Regions from separate parts of the Homo sapiens genome. Here region 1 is linked to region 2. Evidence: chromatin contacts called from ENCODE Hi-C or POLR2A ChIA-PET data. All regions are on one chromosome and are shown on one strand. The core of a region is the stretch at or near the end of the contact, and the rest is flanking DNA. Distances in the headings are between cores, read along the strand shown.

Region 1 (2,925 bases), core at 57-2,556, 54 kb after region 2:
GTGTCCTATACAGGTGTACTATATCTTTTTTTTTTTTTTCGTTTGAGACAGCGTATCTCTCTGTTGCCCAGGCTGGAGTGCAGTGGCGCAGTCTTGGTTCACTGCAACCTCCGCCTCCCAGGTTCAAGCGATTCTCCTGCCTCAGCCTCCTGCGTAGCTGGGATTACAAGTGTGCACCACCACAACCAGCTAATTTTTATGTTTTAGGAGAGATGGGTTTCACCACGTTAGCCAGGATGGTCTCCAACTCCCAACCTCAGGTGATCCACCCGCCTTGGCCTCCCAAAGTGCTGGGATTACAGGCATGAGCCACTGTATCCAGCCTAAAATCTTTTATATCATATTTTGACTGTACCTTTTCTGTGTTTAGATACATAAATACTTACCATGTGTTACAGTTGCCTGCATTATTCAGTACAGTAGCATGCTCTATAGGTTTGTAGCCTAGGAGTGATATGCTATACCATCTAGCCTAGGTATATTGTAGGCTATTCCATCTCGGTTTGTGTAAATATACTCTATGATGTTTGCACAATGATGAAATCACCTAAGGATGCATTTCTCTGAATGTATCCCTGTCCTTAAGTGACTCATGACTGTATTTGGAATCTGAGTGCCGTGAAGTCAAGAGCTGCTTTCACCAGCCTTGATTTTCGCATACTGTATGACAGAAAGTAGGCACTGATCTATCTCTCTACTGGAAAATCCAAGGCCCAATTCTGCATCTGATTTGTTATTGATACAAAGAATTAGAATTTCACTCTTTTAAGAAATCCAAACTGCACTTTCTAAATCTTACTTTCTTATTCAATTTTTTGTAGATTTTTTTCTATTACTACTACTATTGCTGAAAAACATGATCTGTGGTAGAAATATTAATAATTGTGCTTTGAGAGTATTGAAGTAGGGTAAGAATAATACAGTATCAGATCAGAGAGAGGGTGGGACCAGATCTCACAAGATTTTTATTTGGAGTTTGGATTGGATTTGCCTGTAATGGATGCCCATTAGGGTAAATCAGGGAAATTGACACAATGTGGTCTGCACATTAAAATTGGAATTATTCTGGCTCTTACGTAGAAGCAAAGAGATCAGTTGGCTGGAGCTGGAGTTCAGGCAATAGATAATGGCGGTTTGGGCTAGAGTTGACACAATGACCATGGTAAGAAGTGGTCATGTTTGGGATGTGTTTTTGGAAGTGGAAGGACAGGGCTGGTGGGTAGGTTAGAGGTGGAGAAGAAGTGAAAGGAAATGAATCAGGAATGACTCCTTTGTTTTTGGCCTGAGCAAGAGTCATTATTTCTTGATATGTGATGTATTTGCAATTAATCATATTCTGTAGTCCGTGGATGTGTGTGTGTGTATGTGTGTGTGTGTGTGTGTGGGTGTGTGCATATTTGTGTGTGGCCTTTCTCCAGAGTTGACCAGTTCCTTAAGGCATTCCTCTTTGATTAATCCTATATTTCACCTATATGTGGTCATGCTCTATGCAGAAATTGCTCATCGGTCACCCTATGACCTGGTGTGCCTGTAGACAAGATCTATTTGTTTAGCACAGTGTTTTAGGAAATTACAGTTACCAGGAGGTTATACATATAAATTCAGATTTCCACCTTCTTTTTAAAAATGAGAAGTTCTGCCCACAGTGAACCTGAATTCCCATATGGCCACCCTTAGCTAGAACTGAGCAGGAGCTGCCACTTGAGCCTGCAGAGCCAGCTGATTCTCCAGATGTGCCTGGGGCTCATCAGGTTTGCTTCCCTCACATGTGTCATCACTGCAGTTGTTTGCAGCCCTTGCTCCCCGCTAGACCCCCCTGGCTTCTCCCCTTGCATTGTGCTGACCGTTCGCCTTTGTGCTCTAACATTTTAAAATCCAGCAGCAGTAGTGTCCCAGCCGCAAGCATGAGTGCTGGTCTCACTTGTCAAAATGGTGATGGTAGAGGGAGATGAGACTTGGGGACAGCCAAAGCTGGCCACGCCAGGGCTGTAGTATCTGTCATCTAGAGTTGTGTCATGTGGTTGTTTACTTTTTTTAAAGTTAAATGTGACCCAAGGCTTATATACCCTTCAAGTTCAAGACTGTTCATTTATACCATTTTGTATTTATTGGAAAACTATGGAAACTCTCTTGAGAATAAGGAGAATGACCTGAACTTGGCATTTCTGCAGGGCCAAGCACAAAGGAGGTATTCACTAAATATTTGTCCAAATGCATTATTCAACTGTATTCTCTTTGTCAGAGAAGTCTCTGCAAATGAGTCTTTGCAAAGATTTCAAAATTGAAATAAGAGGTTAACTGTCAGGATGAATCAGTTTTTATTTTTATTCATAGATGACTTCTGACATTTCCAAGCTGTTTCACAGAGTGGATCCCAAGTTTACAGCTTGTGATACCAAAGCACCAGACACGCTTTAAAGTGGTGTACTAGAAAAAAAAATAGTCTGCATTTTGAATTCATCAAAATGTAGTATATATCTTGTTGCTCTCTTTGGGGGGCCACTAAATATATCCCACCCACTCCAGTGATTAAATATTTTTTTCCCTACATATCCCAGTCCAGTGATGAAATATTTTCTTCCCTATCTGTCCTAGTCCTGTGTCTTCATAATTTTAGTAGCAGTATAGCACAGATGTTGAAAACATAGATTTAGAGCCAGATTTTGTGGTATCAGATCCTGGTTCTGCCTCTCATTTGTTAAGTCACCTCCACATCAGTTTCTTCGCCTGTAGAATGAAGAAGATGATGCTGTTTTTCTCGAAATACTATTATAAGGAAATAAATAATACATCTAAATAATACAACTAAATCTTTATAAGTCTCTTAGAACATATGATACATAGTAAATGCTTGCTATCATTATGTCTAAGAACATTTCATATTTCTACTGCCTGTTTCCGTATGGCCTATGAGCTGAGAATGGT
Region 2 (3,038 bases), core at 152-2,651:
TTCTTTGTCTCCTTTCTCTACTCCCTAGCAGTGTTTCCTGGGATCACTTCTGAAATAAACTACTTATATTTGAATCCTTGTCTCAGGGTCTGCTTCTTGGGGGAAGGACCAAACTAAGATATTATTAGCCAACTTTTCTTTTGACTTTGATTGATGAAAGAAGAGGAAAGATCAGACCAGGAGAACAGAAATATTTTGAAGACCTTTCTGTATAAAAAGTAATGAATTTAACTTCACCGATTCAAGAGACAGGACAGTAAATATTCTTGTTATGCTGCTTCCCAGGGTGTCCTAAGAAAGAGTCTTCAGATTGTACTATGGGATTAAAGCCATGGCAGATGGCACTTAATGTCCCTGACTAATGTGACTTTCCACCCACTTTCTTTACACCATAGTTTGACTCAGGGGCTTGCTGGATTTCAGAAAGACTAGCTTGTAGTTTGTGGCTAAAAAGACTGGCTGATGTTAGGAAGGGGGAGAAACACCTTATGTGTTGCTCTACTAATTTTGTCCTTGATTTTGAGCTAATTATTAATGCTCCAGGGAAAAATTTTAGCTTGGCAGGCAGGGAAATATTAGTTTCAATTGTGAGCTTAATCCAGAGGGCTATGTTTGAGTTAAAACCATCCAGGAGTCTTCCAGGGAAGTCCAGAATCTTCCAGGGAAGACCAGGTGGATCTATTTCTGGATGCTAAAAGGGGCATTGCGGGGCTGATAAGGAAATAAGTCCCTTGTTCTTTAAAAAAAAATTATTTATTTATTTATCTTTTTTAGAGACAGTGTCTCACTCTGTTACCCAGGCTGGAGTGCAATGGCATGACCATGGCTCATGCAGCCTCAACCTTCTGGGTTCAAGTGATCCTCCCTCCTCAGTTTCCCAAGTAGCTGGGACCACAGGTGTCTGAAACCACACCTGGCTAATTTTCTTTCTTTCTTTCTTTTTTTTTTTTTTGTAGAGATGGGGTCTCGCTATGTTGCCCAGGCTGGTCTTGAACTCCTGGGCTTAAGTGATCCTCCTACTTTGGTCTCCTAAAAGTGCTGAGATTACAGATGTGAGACACCTCACCCAGCCAGAACTGCCTGTTTCATTAGAGAGACACAAGTCAATTCCTGGAATTTTTTTTTCCTTTTTGCTGCCACTTTCTTACTTAAAAGAATAAAAATCAAAGCCAAATTCATCATAGTAATCATAATAATGGCAACAACAACAAAAAAAGGAGTAAAATAGAGTTGTGAATGTTTGCTTTGTTATTAAACATATCAACTCATTGGAGCTGATTTATATAAAGTTAAATCCTGCTAGAATAGCTGGATTCCTTCCTACATGGGTGGGGTGGGAATGCTGAGATCCTGGTGTGGGCATTCCATGCCAGGGTAGAAATTTCCTGCTCAGGCACTTAGTGAAGGAGCCAACTGAGGGAGGATAGGTGATGTGCCCGCCCATCCGGTGGCACCCAGTGACCTGTGCACACCACCCCCCATCTGCCCAGGACCCAGCCATGTTGTTCATTGTACCCTTTTCAGACTGCTGACCTCCAGGAGCACTTGTCTTAAAGTCACATAGCTGTATTTTTCCTCTCCAGAAAAATTTTGAATGTATTTTCTAAATAGCTGAGGTCATTGCATGGTCTTCAGTGAACTTAGCTACAAGTGAATGTGACCTGGAGTGACCCAGAGTGAGTGCTGGCCAGCATAGGTTTCACATTTTCTGTGTGAAAGTTCTTCTTTTGTTGTTTGTGATTAATAACTGGATGGGATATAAAGCCAAATGATTTCATTGTTGAACACAGACTTGAAGGTCATGAGAAACTGCCTGTTCAAATTACACTTTGCCAAGACATGGAAAAAGGTCTGCATCAACACCTGAATAGTTTTAGAAATACGGTAGAGAAGGAAAAAAATGACATGCCACTTGTTATGTGATGTGAAAGTTGATTTCCACGCGATGCAATATCTTGGGTCCTTACAACATCTGACCTATGAGGCTGATGAGTTTGCACTGAGTCAGGACTTTAAAACAAAGGTGTATTGAGGACCTACTGTGTGCCAGGTCATTTAGAATGAGTTTTTATGCTAAGTAATGTGTTATATTTATGCTTATTTTGTTAAGTGCTCAGTTTCTCTTAGGTTTTGTATTATGTGGGTTTGCTATTTTTTAAAAAAATATTTTTAATTTTTTGGGTATGGTTTGCTATTTGAAATATGATTTTGAATAAGTTTCTCAGTACATAGCACTTTTAATTTTATGTTTTTAAAAGATTTTTTAATGGTTATACATAATAATTGATGGACACACAATAGTATTTAAATCTAAAAATAGAGAAACCATGGCACACAAAACACAGTATCTTACAGAACTGTATTATTTGCTTCTTTTCTATGTGTTTTCTAGGCTTTTGAGTCAGATGTTAGGAAAGAGTCTGTCCATCTTTAATTTTCTCACTTCGAGAAGCACTGAAATATTTCTATACATATGTCCATTGGTATAGCGACCTAACACAACTTTAAAATCATTTTGAAATTGACGCACAGAGAGCTTGGTTTTCCAGAACTGGTGAGGTGTAAGATGGTTGAGGACTGACTTGGCCTGGTCGGACCTGTTTCTTTGTAGCATTATTACTATTTGTTTATTTTCCACCTGGGCCTTACATCTTCCCTCTCAAGACAGCGTCTAGGTCCCAACTCAGTTGGTAGGAATTTGTGCAGTAGCAAACCTGCAGATGGGCAGAGATACAAACTCACTCAACTCACATTACAGTCTTTCCCTGTCTAAAACAAACAAGAAAACAAAACAAAAAAGGGAGAGATCATATAGGCGTGTATATATACAATATTTTGTTATAGATAAGGAACAAAGTACCATATGAATTCAAAAGGTGAGGGTGGGATGGGTTTAGAGCTGGGAGAGAAACCATCTAAAGCCTTCATGAAAGGGGGTACCATTTGCTGTGGATACTGATGGCAATGTTGGGGCTGGAGGAAAATGTTCCAGGTAGAGGGCACAGAATTAATAGGGGGTAGCTATAAAAAGCATGCTG

Evidence for each region. Hi-C counts contacts between places; a loop is a spot of excess contacts on that map. ChIA-PET counts read pairs that join two places held with the same protein, here RNA polymerase II (POLR2A). Pooled maps may share reads with other maps.
Region 1: a map of naive thymus-derived CD4-positive, alpha-beta T cell shows a loop between it and region 2 (2.3-fold over the local background). The contact joins two enhancer-like sites. A Hi-C loop is called at or near these places in 11 of 168 maps with a recorded cell type or tissue (CD4-positive, alpha-beta memory T cell, CD8-positive, alpha-beta T cell, Caco-2 and 5 more), 2 of 37 single-sample maps with no recorded cell type and 7 of 50 pooled maps. POLR2A ChIA-PET finds 5 or more read pairs at or near these places in 4 of 52 experiments (GM12878, OCI-LY7, PC-9 and 1 more).

Annotation. Positions count from the first base shown.
Region 1 is chr6:144,414,690-144,417,614 of GRCh38, forward strand. All of the region lies in intron 3 of UTRN (utrophin), which reads left to right. Among named protein-coding and RNA genes, the nearest start is that of SNORA98, 10 kb to the left of the region's middle. Within about 2 kb of position 1,307, at least 5 of the 41 ENCODE cell types and tissues checked have a DNase peak (open chromatin) inside an H3K27ac peak, as active enhancers do; they include PC-9, where a contact is called at or near this core.
Region 2 is chr6:144,360,835-144,363,872 of GRCh38, forward strand. All of the region lies in intron 2 of UTRN (utrophin), which reads left to right. Among named protein-coding and RNA genes, the nearest start is that of SNORA98, 43 kb to the right of the region's middle. Within about 2 kb of position 1,402, at least 6 of the 41 ENCODE cell types and tissues checked have a DNase peak (open chromatin) inside an H3K27ac peak, as active enhancers do; they include PC-9, where a contact is called at or near this core.